2 separate regions of the Homo sapiens genome follow, and region 1 is linked to region 2. A link is a loop called in an ENCODE intact Hi-C map of the cell type or tissue named here. Cell type or tissue: heart right ventricle. All regions are shown on one strand.

Region 1 (8,000 bases), 290 kb before region 2:
CTGTTTTCCTCTCCAAGTTCGTGGACCCCTGAATTCCATTCATGTCACCCAGGTCAGGAATCCCTGCTCTAAACAAACCCTAGAAGCAAAGTTCTTGACCGCGGGTGAGACTATGCCCTGGGAGGTGACGGGGTCCCAAGCTGCACTTCTGCACCAGGGCCATGAGCCTGCTCTGACTGCCCTCACAGCAACTGATCACCCACCCGGCTTCTTGGTGAACTCATTCTCTCGAGGCCATGGGGCGGACCACTGGACGTTTCCATCCAAGTTGCTGCATTCCATCATACTTCTGGCATCTTCTAATCCAAGCATGCAGCTCACCTCATTAAACTCTCTCCTCAGATTTTTCTTTTTTCTTTTTTTTGAGATGGAGTTTTGCTCTTGTCCCCCAGGTTGGAATGCAGTGGCGCGATCTCTGCTCACTGTAACCTCCACCTCCCAGGTTCAAGCAATTCTCCTGCCTCAGCCTCCAGAGTAGCTGGGATTACAGGCAGCCACCACCATGCCCAGCTAATTTTTGTATTTTTAGTAGACACAGGGTTTTACCATGTTGGCCATGGCTAGTCTCAAACTCCTGACCTCAGCTGATCCACCCACCTCGGCCTCCCAAAGTGCTTGGATTACAGGCATGAGCCACCGCTTCCAGACTCTCCTCAGATCTTAAGGGGCTCATGGGAACCGTGAAGGGGAAAATGCCCGGTCTGAGGCATAGAGACCTGTGTTATCCTGAAAACTAAAATGTGCAGGTAGTATAATTTCAGGAGAGTAATGCGATCTTCATATACACATATGACAGAAGTTTTAAACACGTAAAGTACTCAGCATATATATCTTGCTAACTTCATGATAATCCTGGGGGAAGAACTAGCAAGTTGAGCTTATTTATGACTTTGCCTGGGCTCAGCTGGGTTATAACAGATGGTTACCTTCTCTACTCCTCCTGGAGTCTTCAAAAGCCTTTATAGGCTGGTGACCACATGTGATTCATCCTCCTCTCCTCTCCTGCGTGCCCCCTACCCCCCACCCGCTGTGCCCACGCAGAGTCTCATTCACGGTTGACACCAATTGTTGGACATACTACAGCGTTCCTGCTGGGCTGGGGTAGAAGTCATGGCCTTCCTCACATGTTAAAATCTGACTTGTCACCTGCTGCTTGCCCGCTTTCAGGCCCACTGAGTGTCTGTCTGCTCTAAGTCCATGAACCGTTATGAACCTTCACACAGGGCCTGGGAGGCTGCCTTCCAGTTCTTACCTTGCTGTCTGATCGGAGTCAAGTCTCTGCCCTCTCTGAACCTGAGTTCCACAGCAAATGGGGGTGACACTTTCCAGCCCATTGCTTGGTAACACAGGGAAGACTTCCTCCAAATGTAAGAATCCATACATAAATAAAGGATGGTATTATGAAAATGGAAGAGCTCTCTTAGTACAAATAGTTTCTAAGTATTCATTTCACTTATTTAATTAAAAAAAGATAATCATTACATTTCCAAAGGCACATTACTGGATTTTAAAATACACTTTCTTCTTGCTTCTCCCAAAATATAATCTTTCCATTTCAATTAGTCTTTTATTTAAAATACTTTTCAACCTTTTTTAAAACAAAATAAAACTTAACCTGTTCCAGCAAACCAAATTATTTCATAGCTCTTTTTTAAAAAATGTGCAAACACATATTAAGCTTTCAAAACTAAGGCACATGGGTTATTATTCACTATCAAAGTTTCTAGGCTTTAACAGCTCAGTTCTGCCCAACTCCTACAAATAGTGGGTGGAATTTGGTGAAACGTTTATTGCCAACACTCAACAGAGAGCAGCTGGATCAGCTGACACAGCCACAAATATCTTGGAAGAAGAAACTTCAGGGCTGGTAAGGTATGTTTCATCTTCTGCTTCCCTAACTCCAATATCCATTGCTGGAAGCCAATTTCAATTCTGGGCAACTCATGTCAACAACAGATTACTGCGCACCTAGCAAGGCACTGTGTAGGGCTGGGCATGGTGGCTCACACCTGTAATCCCAGCATTTTGGGAGGCCGAGGCAGGTGGATCACCTGAGGTCAGGAGTTCGAGACCAGCCTGACCAATATGGTGAAACACCGTCTCTACTAAAATTACAAAAATTAGCCGGGTGTGGTGACACGTGCCTGTAGTCCCAGCTACTTTGGAGGCTGAGGCAGGAGAATTGCTTGAACCCGGGAGGCGGAGGTTGCAGCCGAGATCGTGCCACTGCACTCCAGCCTGGGCAACAGAGCAAGAATCCGTCTCAAAAAAAAAAAAAGAGTAACAAATACACAACTGCTTCTTAGAAAATAACTGGTCTTGGGTCTTCAAGTCTCCCCTCATGTGAGAGGCTGTATTGTTCTAGTAAACACAGTCATCCCTCCGTATCCAAGGGGGATTGCTTCCAGGACCTCCCTCAGATATCGAAACCCACAGATGCTCAAATCCCTGCTAAGAAATGGAGTAGTGTTTGCATATAGCCTATGCATAGCCTCCAGTATCCTTCAGGTCAACTCTAGATTACTTTTTTTTTTTTTTTTTTTTAAGACAGGCTTTCACTCCATCACCCAGGCTGGAGCGCAGAGGCGTGATCAAGGTTCACTGTAGCCTCAATCTCCCTGGTTCAGGTGATCCACCTGCCTCAGCCTCCTGGGTAGTTGGGCTTACAGGCACCCGCCACCACGCCTAGCTAATTTTTGTATTTTTTGTAGAGATGGAGTTTTGCCATGTTGCCCAGGCTGGTCTTGAACTCCTGGGCTCAAGCCATCTGCATGCCTCAGCCTCCCCTGTACCCATTCAGTACAGACATAATTTTTTCTCTTAGTATATTTGATTCGAGGTTGGTTGAATCCATGGATGTGGAACCCATGAATACAGAGAGCCAAATGTATTCACTTCTCTCCCTCTTGAGGTGGCGTGCCCTTCCCTGTCCCACTGACATGTTGTGTGCCTTCCTTGGACAATGGAGTCTTCGCCACAGGCAGAGGTTGTAAGGGATACTGCATGTCTCAGCTCTAGGCCATGGCGGCCAGTAAGTACCACAGGTAGCTGCCCTCCCTTCAGCCTGGGTCCTGGAAAAACATTTGAGGAGACCTGAACCTGAACCAACGCCCGGGGCCGAGCCTTGCCTAATCCGCAGAGCTGCCCCAGATGTCCCACAGACACACGAGAAAAAGAAATGCTGCTTGTTAAGGGCCACAGAGGTTTTTGAGGGTGCTTGTAATACGGCATCATCAGACAACAGCTGCCTACTACCTGTCATCAGCTCACTTTATACTCGGATGCCAGATCAGTCCTCCTAGGGCTGAATTCCAGCCCTCTCAATCTCCTGTTCAAGCATCGTGCTCCAGCAGCTGAGTCAAGTCCCTCTTTCCTAGATGGGCATCCAAGGGCCTCTCAGTGTGGCTGCCAGCTAATTTCTTCAGCCTTTTCTCTCATTTCTCCCCTTTACGGGAATTGGTCTAAAATGACCATCCTGAGTGCTACGACCTTGTCAAGTACTTCTTTATGATGTTAGTTATCTTTTCATAACTACGTGGAAAACTCGTTAAGGGCAGGGAACGAACCTGTGTGAAATTTCTTTGCCCTCTACGTGCACATAGCAGCCACTCCATAAGTGCTTCTGGATTCATTGTAAACACTTGCTTCACAAAGCGTTCCACAGAGATGGCTGGATTCCTCACCTGACTCTCCATGTCCAGCCCTGGGCCCTGGCACTGCCATGAAGCACTGTGGACGTCCCAGCCTGCAGTAAGCCACGGCAACATCCACTTCAGACACCCAGGGGGACGATGGCCCCACGGTCTGGGGTGTGCAGGTACTTTCCAGAGAGCTCAGTGACTAGCAAAGGGTGCAGACATGACTGGTGGCTTGGACCCGAAAGCATGGATTAGATTGTTTGATTGATTTTTAAGTTTAGTTACAGGACCTGTTGCTTAAACCACAAAGAAACGACTAAACTCCAGACACTAAGACAAAACTGACAGGCTAGCACGAAGGGGCTGGTGCCCTCAGCAGCAGCAGAACCCAGCCTGGGTACGTAGCACTCCAGAAAGCTCAGAGGAAGCATCCTCATGGCGGGTGAAGAGTAAGCAGCTCCCTGCATGCTCAGGAGCCCGGCCTTCCTGACACTTTCACACACCCCGCCAGGCTGGATGCCCTGCCTGCCCTGAACATCCCTGAGCTTCTGTCCTACCGTTCAGTACCCCAGGTAGTCTATACACTGTAACTCCTATTTAGCCTTGGCAACTCAGCATAGGGACAAACTGGGGAATCTGCGCTCTCCCAGAACCTGCACACAGCTCCCGGTGGCACTGAATGCGTTTTTTTTTTTTTTTTTTTGAAACGGAGTCTTGCTCTGTTGCCCAGGCTGGAGTGCAGTGGTGCCATCTCGGCTCACTGCAACCTCTGCCTCCCAGGTTCAAGCGATTCTCCTGCCTCAGCCTTCCTAGTAGCTGGGATTACAGGTGCTAATTTTTGGATTTTTAGTAGAGACGGGGTTTCACCATGTTGGCCAGGCTGGTTTCGAACACCTGACCTCAAGTGACTGGCCCACCTTGACCTCCCAAAGTGCTGGGATTACAGGCGTAAGCCACCATGACCAGCCTGAATGCATTTTTTTTTTTTTTTGAGACAGAATCTCGCTCTGTCCCCAGGCTGGAGTGCAGTGGCACAATCTTGGCTCACTGCAACCTCGAGCCTCCCGGGTTCAAGCAATTCTCCTGCCTAAGCCTCCCTAGTAGCTGGGATTACAGGGGTGTGCTACCATGCCCAGCCAATTTTTGTATTTTTAGTAGAGACGCGGTTTCACCATATTGGCCAGGATGGTCTTGATCTCTTGACCTTGTGATCTGCCCGCCTCGGCCTCCCAAAGTGCTGGGATTACAGGCGTGAGCCACCGCGCCCAGCCCTGAATGCATTCTTTATCTCTGCCTTCCCCAGCCAGAATGAAGACGCTGCCTACCAAGAATGGTGCATTTTAATGGTCACTTTGGAGATGTGGAAAATACAAAAATGGGCAATGAAGAAATCACTTACACACATGCACATACACACAGAAAGCATGTGCATGGGCCCTGAAGTCACTTTCTGTAACTCATCTTTGGACTTCACAGGACCTCATAATATCAAATAGTGCATGTTTCCTTGCATCGTTCTAGGTTTGAAATGTTATTGTTTGTTGTTTGTATATTCTTCTAATTACATTTCACAGCTATTTTATCTTGCCCCCCGACTCATAATTCATTAAATTTAAATAAATTTGTGGAGAGTACATGTCTTGATTTTTATTACAATTCCTAACTGATACATAGTATGCTATTTTAATGTATTTATTAGGTAACTGATAAACCTACTAAACATAAAAAAACTAGTTCTAATGTTTGTTGGTACTGTTATTATTGCTCTTGTCAGCTACAAAATATGGTGATTTTGTTTCTTCTTTTTTGATAGTTATATATTTGTGTTTATTTTCCTACATTACCACATTAATTAGAAAAGATATTGTAAAATATTAGTAATGATACTAGACATCCTAATTTGTTCCTAATTTTAATGTAAATCATGGCAGTGTTTTGCTATAAAGAAAATGTTAGCTTTTTTCCTTTTTAACATAATGTTAAAGAAATATTCTTCTGTATTAGTTTTTAATCGTATAGCAATAGTTTTATATAGCAAATTACCAGAAATGACGGACTTTCAAACAACATGAACTCATTATCTCGCGATTTTTGTGGGTCAGGAGCCCCGTGCGCTGCGGCCAGGGCAGCCTCTCCATCTGCAGTCAGGGCCTCTCCCGAGCTCCATGCTGGAGGCGGGATTCACCGCCTTCCATCCTGCTCCGAAACGGCACCCAGGCCTCCTGCGCGGCATCTCTCCAGCTCTGCTCTTGAGGGCTCTTGGAATTACACTGGGCCCCTTGGATAATCCAGGATAAACTCTCTCAAGTCAGCTGATTAGTCACCTTTTATGACATCTACAAAGTCCCTTTTGCCAAGCAACGTGACATAACCATTGGAGCAACCCGGGGGGTGTGAGGGGAAGGGGCAGTCATGGGGGCCAGAATTCTGCCTACCACACCTTCCAATCTGGATACACTGAGTTCTATAGCTACAAATGAATGTCTTGGCCAGGTGCGGTGGCTCACGCCTGTAATCCCAACACTTTGGGATGTCAAGGTGGGCCAATCACTTGAGGTCAGTAGTTCAAGACCAGCCTGGCCAACATAATGAAACCCCATCTTTACTAAAAACACAAAAATTAGCCAGGCGTGGTGGTGCACACCTGTAATCCCAGCTACTCGGGAGGCTGAGGCAGGAGAATCACTTGAATCTGGGAGGCGGAGGTTGCAGTGAGCTGCACTCCAGCCTGGGTGACAGAGCAAGACTGTCACAAAAAATACAAAACAAATGTCGCATTTTATCAAATCCCTTTTTATTATCTATTATCATGATCACATATACCTTTTATCTTTTGACCTATTGATATACTAATAGTTTTATTAACATTAAAAAATCACATTCCTGGAATACATCCTTCCATGTCATGACTAATTCTTTATTATACTGGTAGATTAAGTTTGCTATGTCTTCACGTTGGCTTGTTGTAATGTTTATAAATAAGGGTGGGGGTTTTATTCTGCATGTTATTTTTGTAAGGTTTTGGTGTTAGGGTTATACTATTTTGGTGAAATGAACTGAAAAACCATTCAACCTTTCCGAAGCTCTCAGACACTACTCAGAACATAGGAAGTAAGCTGTCTGGGCCCAGCACCTTTCTCACATGGTTCTTCATAAAACTTTTCAGTTTTTCATGGCTAGTAATCAATTCCAGTTTTCTACTCACTCCTTGGCCCATTTTCCTATACAATCATGTTTCACTGAGATTTTTCAAATCAATTGGCATAGAGTTAACACAACGGCAAAATAATATATTTCTCAATAATTATAGAAAACCATCTCACCTATATTTGTTTCATTTGAATCTGTTACTTGCACTTTGTTAATTTCTTTGTCTTACCAGACGTTAATGCCTTGGTTGGTTGTTCTCCAAAGAATTAGATTTGGCAACCTATTGGTTGCTGTTTTCTAAGTCATTGTTTTCTTATGGTTTCCCTTAAGTTTATTTGCTGCTCTTTTTCTGCCTTCTGGAGATGGATGCTTTGTTCATTTATTTGCTTCTAAGTTCAGTTTATTTTTTGTACTAGACTTTTTAAAGTATTTTATTTCATTGGCCATCCACCATTAAAGTAAACTTCCTGTTTGGGGAGAACCCCAAAATAGGTGGGAGGCAGGGCCCCATCCTCCCATCCTCATTATAGATGCTGAGTGTGGGGCAGTCGCCACCTTCGCCTGGCTGTCTGCTTGGGCGTGGAAACAAAACAGGCCAAGGGCTCCCACCCAGGTGTCTGAATCCGGAGTTGTGGTCTTTGAAGACAGTCAGAGTTTCGTCGAGAGCTGCAGCAGAGGGAACTCAGTGGTGGTGCCGCAAACGTCCTACCTGTGGTACTTGCCTCCTGCAACATCCTGCTGCAGATGCAACTGGCCGTGCGGGGCTGCCCAGCCTCCTCCACTGTTCCTGGTTTCTGAGCCTCATTCTCCAGCCTCCTTGTTGATTCTACCGGCAACCCGACAGTCTTCTGGTTCATTCCTCTTCTGCTTAGATTAACTATTTCTCATGTTTAAAATGTAGAATTCTGAATGGCATGGTTTTCTTTTGCATTGTTCTTACTGCCATTTTCTAAATATTTTACAACTGCAGTTTTGAAGTTTCTGTCACCCAAGATTTATGAAAAGCCTCTTTAAAAAGCTTCTTTACAAAGATTTATAAAAGTTTTTTAAAGTTTTTTTTAAAAGCATTACAATTAGGTATGTTTGTACATTTCTATCTTTGTGATTCATTTCTAGTTTTATTGTTTCATCAGATGACATTTTCAGTGTGATATCTGCCTTTAGAACGCTGGAAAGTGTTTTGGGCTTAATATGATTAATTTTTGTAAATGT
Region 2 (8,000 bases):
AGGGAAGTATGGCCACGGCTGCATTACCGGAAAGCGGGTCTTCCCTTGCCTTGCGAGCTCTGGGCTGGGGCTCCCTGTATGCATGGTGTGGGGTTGGTGTGATTAGCTTCGCAGTCTGGAAAGCTTTAGGAGTTCACAGTGTAAGTAACTACTGTCTTGTCCCTGGTATCTACATGTTTATTCTGCTTACTGTGTTCTAAATTTTTCTGGTTTTCAAATTTATTTGCATGTAGTTTGGTCACTGTCTAGGGAGATGATGACAGAGTACGTGACTAAATTCTTACAAATAACTAGACAACTTCTTATTACTAATAAATACAATTTTTGAAGGTGGTAAAACTTCAAATATAATTAAGTAATGACTAATTTATAGCTAATGTTCTATATAAATTGACATTAGGGCGAGTGCAGTGGGTTATGCCTGTAATCCCAGCACCTTGGGAGCCTGCGGCAGGCAAATCACTTGAGCTCTGAAGTCCAAAACCAGCCTGGGCAATGTAAAGAAACCCTGTCTCTATAAAAAAATTAGCTGGGTGTGGTGGCATGCGCCTATAGTCCTAGCTACTCAGAAGGCTGAGGGAGGAGGATCACCTGAGCCTCACAGGCTGAGGCTGCAGTGTGCCAAGATCATTGCGCTTCAGCCTTGGCAGCGGGGTAAGACCCTGTCTCAAAAACAAAGTAGAATAAATAAACAAATTGACATTAGCGATTTGTTCAATAAAATTATTAATTTGGAACAACTTTCTATTGCTGTTTGACATATATATATAATCTTTGTAAAAGTTAAAGCATTTTAAAATTAATTATTTAAATTACTAATGTGTTATTTACACATTTTTGGAAAAAATCCTAAAATCTTGTGTGTCTGTGTCTGTGTTTGTGTATATATGTAAAATTTATACTTCAAGCTACAGAGCATTACATTAAGAATGACTGCCTTCTTTTTTTAAACAACTGGTTGGAAGTTCTGTGGACCGGACCCTTCGTGACTGGTGAGAATTGGCAGTAGTTTGAGATAGGTGGCAGCGGTAAAGTTGATGAAAACAGATGTCGATATATTTTGAAGGTCAAGTCAGCAAAGATTTGTTGTTGATTGGATGTGGGGTGTGAGAAAGAGTGAAGTTGGATGTCATCAAGACTTTTGGCCTGAGCAACTGAAGGATGGGTGGGGAGCAGTGTGAGAAAAGGAGGTATTGGGAGATAATGTCAGGAGCTCAATCTGACTTGTGAGGTTGACACATCCGTTTGATAGTGAGATGGAGAGCAAGTAAGCAGTTAGATATAGAAGTTGAGAGTTAGGGGAGAAGTACAAGGTGAAGATTTGAATTTGAGACTCATCAGTATATGGCTAGCATTTAAAGCTGTGAGACTAGATTAACTCACCAAGGCAGTGAAGGTTGAAAGAAAAGAGAAGAGGTCTGAGGAAGGAACTCTTGGGGACTCCTAATGTTAAGAGGTTGGGGAATGAGGGGAAAGTACCCTACTGAAGAGGGAAATCTCCTTGGCCTGGTGACTTGGACACCCGGTGAAGAAAACACTTCAAGGAGAAGTGACTGACTGTGTTGTATGCTGGTGATAAGTTACGTAAGATGAGGACTGATGATTCACCCGGTTTGGCAGTGTGACAGCCATTGGTGAAATGGTGGAGTGAAGCCTGAGTGATTCAAAAGAGAATAGAGGAGAATCAGAGGCAGTATATCTAGGTGAGTCTTGAGTTTTGCCACAAAGTGAAGGAAGGAAATGGGGTCATAGCTGGAAAAAAGAATGGGATCAAGAGATAAGTTTTTACTTGTTATATTTTACATTGGGAGAATTAACAGCATGTATATGCTGATGGGAATGATTCAGCAGGGAGGAAGAAACTGGGGCAAGTTGGCAGGGTTGCAGGAACAACCTCATAGACATTATTGAGCTTTTCATATTTAGTTTAATCGTAAACAAACATAAACATTACTGTGCTTTCCACTCAGAATACACTGATAGACAGATGATGGTGCTTTTCTCCTAGTCTAACCTTTGTTTTTAAAATTTATTTTTATTTTCGACTCTTTGGAGACAAGGTCTTCCTCTGTCACCCAGGATGGAGTGCAGTGGTGTGACCTCAGCTCACTGCAGCCTCCTGGGCTCGAGCAACCTTCCCACCTCAGCCTCCTGTGTAGCTGGGACCACAGATGCATGTCACTATGCCTGGCTCATTTTTTTTATTTTTTGTAGAGATGAGGTCTCATTATGTTGCCCAGGCTGGTTGCGAACTCCTGGACTCAAGCGATCTTCTGCCTCAGCCTCCCGAAGTGCTGGGATTAAAGGTGTGAGCCACTGCACCTGGCCCTCACCTTGATTTTTGAGTTAACTTTGCTGGCTAATCATTGTTTGTAATGCTAAATTAGAGATTGCTTGAAAAGACAGAAAACCTGTGACTGAAGATTTTTCATGATTTTTGCTGTTAACCTCAATTTTGCTTTCGACCAATATAAAATCTCTTCTTCCATTTTAGGCATTCTACAGACATTTTAGACATAGCAGATTATTTAATCTTCATAATAACTATCTAGCAGATATTAATATCCCCCATTTTATAAATGAGGAAATTGGGGCTCAAAGAGGTTAAATCACTTGCCCAAGATGACATAACATGTGATTGGCAGTGTCAAGATTTAAACCCAGGTCTGAATCTTCAGATTATTAAGTAGTACTTAGTAATAAAGTTATTAAGCTTCTAGTTTCTATAAAAATGACAGTCTGCTAGCACTTTACATGAACTGTGTGGAACTGATATGTGATGTTTCCAGTGTTTAGTAATGTGGGTCACAAACTTAGTAAAATTTTAAGGTATTTGAAAATACAAATAGTCTCACTTAGAAGAGTCAATCCCAGTTTTCATAAACCAACAAAATTAGGTTATCTAAATTATACACTTGATAATTCAGTGTTTATGGGCTAGAATAATCCAACTGTGCTAGAATAATCCAATTTTTTATTCATAATTATTATGGAATTTCATTTCACATAGAACACATACATTAAATACAAACATACATTTCTATTTCACACAGTGGTATATCATTTAATCAGAGGTTCCAAAGAAGGAGAGGTATTGGGAGCTATCTTGTTACCAAACAAAGCAGATACGTTTGCCCAGCACTGAAGATGGGTAGAATGTGAACTTCTTTGTTTTTTGGCATTGATACAAGGATTGCTGCCTAAATAAGATATTTTGGGGAGAAAAAATATTTTCTGGTTGGCACTACTGAATATAAGAATATGTGGAATCCTTTTATATTGCATCTTTATGTCATCCAGTGATAAGTAGGAAATATCTACTCAGCCTCTGCTGGGTACCTGGGATTGGGTTAGGTGCTGGGACCACAAAGAAAGAGAGTTCCTGACATCTTTATGTCTAAGTAAAAAGAGAGACTGCATATGCACTCTCTCTGCATATAGATCATTAGGCATATCAGTTTGATCTCCATGTTTGAGAAGGCCCACAGAAAAATGAACTCACTGATACCTTTTCAAGGTCATATCTTTTAAAGGCGGTAGTGTTTACTAATTTGCTGGTTTGTTCATTCTAAAGTCATTTGTGGGTCTCTCCTGAGCCAAGCACTGTGCTAAGACAGCGCTACCCTGTAAAGGGGTAAACCTTACCTGTTGACTTTCTAAGCAAATTCTTATGGTATGACCCTGCTCTGAGGCTTGCAGACAGCAATGTGGTATATTCAGCTCAACGTTTAGAGAGTTTTGATAATTATGAGGTTACCCTGAGTCCAGTAAGAACTTCTGTCACTGTGTACTGTCTCATCTTTGTATGACTAAGAAAACAGTCTCAGTCAGAAAATGTTAAACAGAAATGGTCCAAGTCTATGCACTCAATAAATAACTGAGATGATCATTCTAGATAAAATCAACTCCAGCGTTAAATAATTGTAAGTAGCTAGCTCGAATTGAATTGAATCTCTGATAGAAACCCAGTTCCAATACAAAAGGGTGCCATCTAATGGTTAACCTAGAGCAGCTTGATGAAAGTGCTTGCGGTTCCTATTTTAATTCGCAGCTACATCTGCTGGCCTAAAAGGGAACATGTTTAAAATGCTTAAAGTGAAACTTCGGTTTCTTTAAAGTATTTTGGTTTTACTGTTTGTTTATTCATAATTATTCTGGAATTTCATTTCACATAGAATGCATATAATAACATTAAATATAAACACATGTGTATTTTACACACTGTTATATCATTTAACCAGAGGATCTAAAGAAGGAGAGGTAGCAGAAGATGTCTTGTTAGACCAAGGCAGGTAAGTTTGCCCAGCATTGACAATGGGGAGAAATCAGTGCCAGTTCAGTATCTACCCTGCTCCCCGGCCCACCCTGGCCAACAAGCACGGCTTGACTGTTCAGTTTGTGTTCATCGATTACTTTCAACTATGGTATTTTATTATTTGATTATAATTAAGATAGCACCAATTTTATCACAATAACTTAATTCTGGAAAAAAAGATGAACATTTACTTTGGGTTTGTAGTCTCCTAAATCAGCTGTGTACATGATCATGGGAATGCATGCTGGGACACTATGATGAGGCCAGGTGAGTGCACACTGGGACACTATGATGAGGCCAGGTGAGTGCACACTGCGACACTATGATGAGGCCAGGTGAGCGCACACTGGGACACTATGATGAGGCCAGGTGAGTGCACACTGGGGCACTATGATGAGGCCAGGTGAGCGCACACTGGGACACTATGATGAGGCCGGGTGAGCGCACACAGGGACACTATGATGAGGCCGGGTGAGCGCACACTGGGACACAATGATGAGGCCGGGTGAGCGCACACTGGGGCTCTATGATGAGGCCGGGTGAGCGCACACTGCGGCACTATGACGAGGCCGGGTGAGTGCACACTGAGACACTATGAGGCTAGGTGAGCGCACACTGGGGCACTATGATGAGGCCAGGTGAGCGGACACTGGGACACTGTGATGAGGCCAGGTGAGCGCACACTGGGACACTGTGATGAGGCCAGGTGAGCGCACACTGGGGCACTGTGATGAGGCTAGGGGAGTGCACACTGGGGCACTGTGATGAGGCTAGGTGAGCGCACACTGGGGCGCTCTGATGAGGCCACGTGAGCGCACACTGGGACACTATGATTAGGCCAGGTGAGCGCACAGTGGGTCACTGTGATGAGGCCGGGTGAGCACACACGGGGACACTATGATGAGGCCAGGTGAGCGCACATTGGGACACTATGATGGGGCTAGGTGAATGCACACTGGGACACTGTGATGTGGCTAGGTGAGAGCACACTGGGGCACTATGATGGGGTTAGGTGAGCGCACACTGGGACACTATGATGAGGCTAGGTGAGCGAACACTGGGGCACTATGATGACGCCAGATGACTGCACACTGGGGTACTATGATGAGTCTAGGTGAGTGCACACTGGGGCACTATGATGAGGCCAGGTGAGCGCAGACTGGGGCACTATGATGAGGCCAGGTGAGCGCACACTGGACACTGTAATAAGGCCCGGTGAGCGTACACTGAGGCACTATGATGAGGCCAGGTGAGCGCACACTGGGGCACTATGATGAGGCCAGGTGAGCGCACACTGGGACACTATGATGATGCCGGATGAGCGCACACTGGGACACTATGATGAGGCCAGGTGAGCACACTCTGCGACACTATGATGAGGCCAGGTGAGGGCACACTGAGGCACTATGATGAGGCCGGGTGAGCGCACAGTGGGACACTATGATGAGGCCAGGTGAGCGCACACTGGGACACTATGATGAGGCCGGGTGAGCACACACTGGGACACTTTGATGAGGCCAGGTGAGTGCATACTGGGACCCTATGATGAGGCCAGGTGAGTGCACACTGGGACACTATGATGAGGCTAGGTGAGCGGACACTGGGACACTATGATGAGGCTAGGTGAGCGCACACTGAGGCACTATGATGAGGCCGGGTGAGCGCACACTGGGGCACTATGATGATGCCGGGTGAGCGCACAGTGGGACACTATGATGAGGCTAGGTGAGTGCACACTGGGACACTATGATGAGGCCAGGTGAGTGCACACTGTGGCACTATGATGAGGCTAGTTGAGTTCACACTGGGGCATTATGATGAAGCTAGGTGAGCGCACACTGTGACAGTAAGATGAGGCCAGGTGAGCGCACACTGGGACAGTAAGATGAGGCCAGGTGAGCGCACACTGGGACACTATGATGAGGCTAGGTGAGTGCACCCTGGGGCACTATGATGAGGCCGGGTGAGTGCACACTGCGACACTATGGTGAGGCTAGGTGAGTGCACACTGCGGCACTATGATGAGGCCGGGTGAGCGTACACTGGGGCACTATGATGAGGCTAGCTGAGTGCACACTGGGGCGGTATGATGAGGCTCGGTGAGTGCACACTGGGACACTATGATGAGGCTAGGTGAGTGCACGCTGGGGCACTATGAGGCTCGGTGAGTGCACACTGTGACACTATGATGAGGCTAGGTGAGTGGATACTGCGGTACTATGATGAGGGCAGGTGAGTGCACACTGGGACATGATGAGGCTAGGTGATTGCACACTGGGGCACTATAATGAGGTCAGATCAACGCACACTGGGGCACTATGTTGAGGCTAGGTGAGTGCACACTGGGAAACTATGATAAGGCTAGATGAGTGTACACTGGGGCACTATGATGACGCTAGCTCAGTGCACACTGGGACACTATGATGAGGCCGGGTGAGTGCACACTGGGACACTATGATGAGGCCAGGTGAGCGCACACTGGGACACTATGATGAGGCTAGGTGAGGGGACACTAGGGCACTATGTTGAGGCTAGGTGAGCGCACACTGGGACACTATGATGAGGCCGGTTGAGTGCACACTGGGGCACTATGCTGAGGCTAGGTGAGTGCTCACTGGGGCACTATGATGAGGCCAGGTGATTGCACACTGGGACACTATGATGAGGCCGTATGCGTGCACACTGGAACACTATGATGAGGCTAGGTGAGCGCACACTGGAACACTATGATGAGGCTAGGTGAGCGCACACTGGGACACTATGATGAGGCTAGGTGAACACACACTGGGACACTATAATGAGGCTCGGTGTGTGCACACGGGGGCACTATGATGAGGCTAGGTGAGTGCACACTGGGAAACTATGATAAGGCTAGATGAGTGTACACTGGGGCACTATGATGACGCTAGCTCAGTGCACACTGGGACACTATGATGAGGCCGGGTGAGTGCACACTGGGACACTATGATGAGGCCAGGTGAGCGCACACTGGGACACTATGATGAGGCTAGGTGAGGGGACACTAGGGCACTATGTTGAGGCTAGGTGAGCGCACACTGGGACACTATGATGAGGCCGGTTGAGTGCACACTGGGGCACTATGCTGAGGCTAGGTGAGTGCTCACTGGGGCACTATGATGAGGCCAGGTGATTGCACACTGGGACACTATGATGAGGCCGTATGCGTGCACACTGGAACACTATGATGAGGCTAGGTGAGCGCACACTGGAACACTATGATGAGGCTAGGTGAGCGCACACTGGGACACTATGATGAGGCTAGGTGAACACACACTGGGACACTATAATGAGGCTCGGTGTGTGCACACGGGGGCACTATGATGAGGCTAGGTGAGCGCACACTGGGACACTATGATGAGGCTAGGTGAGCGCACAGTCGGACAGTATGATCAGGCTGGGTGAGCGCACATTCGGACACTATGATGGGGCTAGGTGAGTGCACACTGGGACACTATGATGGGGCTAGGTGAGTGCACACTGGGACACTATGATGTGGCTAGGTGTGAGCACACTGGGGCACTATGATGGGGTTAGGTGAGCGCACACTGGGACACTATGATGAGGCTAGGTGACTGCACACTGGGGAGGCTAGGTTAGCGCATACTGGGACACTATGATGAGGCCAGGTGAGTGCACACTGGGGCACTATGATGAGGCTAGGTGA

The links. A loop is a pair of places that touch in the nucleus more often than their neighbours do. Peaks named below come from ENCODE experiments on the same cell type or tissue, not always from the same donor. Only the 100,000 strongest peaks of a DNase experiment are listed, where the experiment ranks them.
Region 1: it touches region 2 in a loop (4-fold over the local background); 78 of 110 quality-filtered maps call a loop at or near these places.

Annotation. Positions count from the first base shown.
Region 1 is chr6:157,598,831-157,606,830 of GRCh38, reverse strand. All of the region lies in intron 3 of ZDHHC14 (zDHHC palmitoyltransferase 14), which reads right to left. Among named protein-coding and RNA genes, the nearest start is that of MIR3692, 74 kb to the right of the region's middle. In heart right ventricle, no CTCF peak of the experiment used is centred here; no DNase peak of the experiment used is centred here.
Region 2 is chr6:157,310,922-157,318,921 of GRCh38, reverse strand. TMEM242 (transmembrane protein 242) reads left to right here. Exons shown (of 4, transcript NM_018452.6): 3 at 3-140. Among named protein-coding and RNA genes, the nearest start is that of TMEM242, 8.6 kb to the left of the region's middle. RefSeq lists enhancers at 4,309-5,300, 5,301-6,293, 7,580-8,000 and a silencer at 5,831-6,126. In heart right ventricle, a CTCF peak has its summit at 4,025 (motif pointing left); a DNase peak (open chromatin) is centred at 1,611; H3K27ac peaks cover 1,985 bases.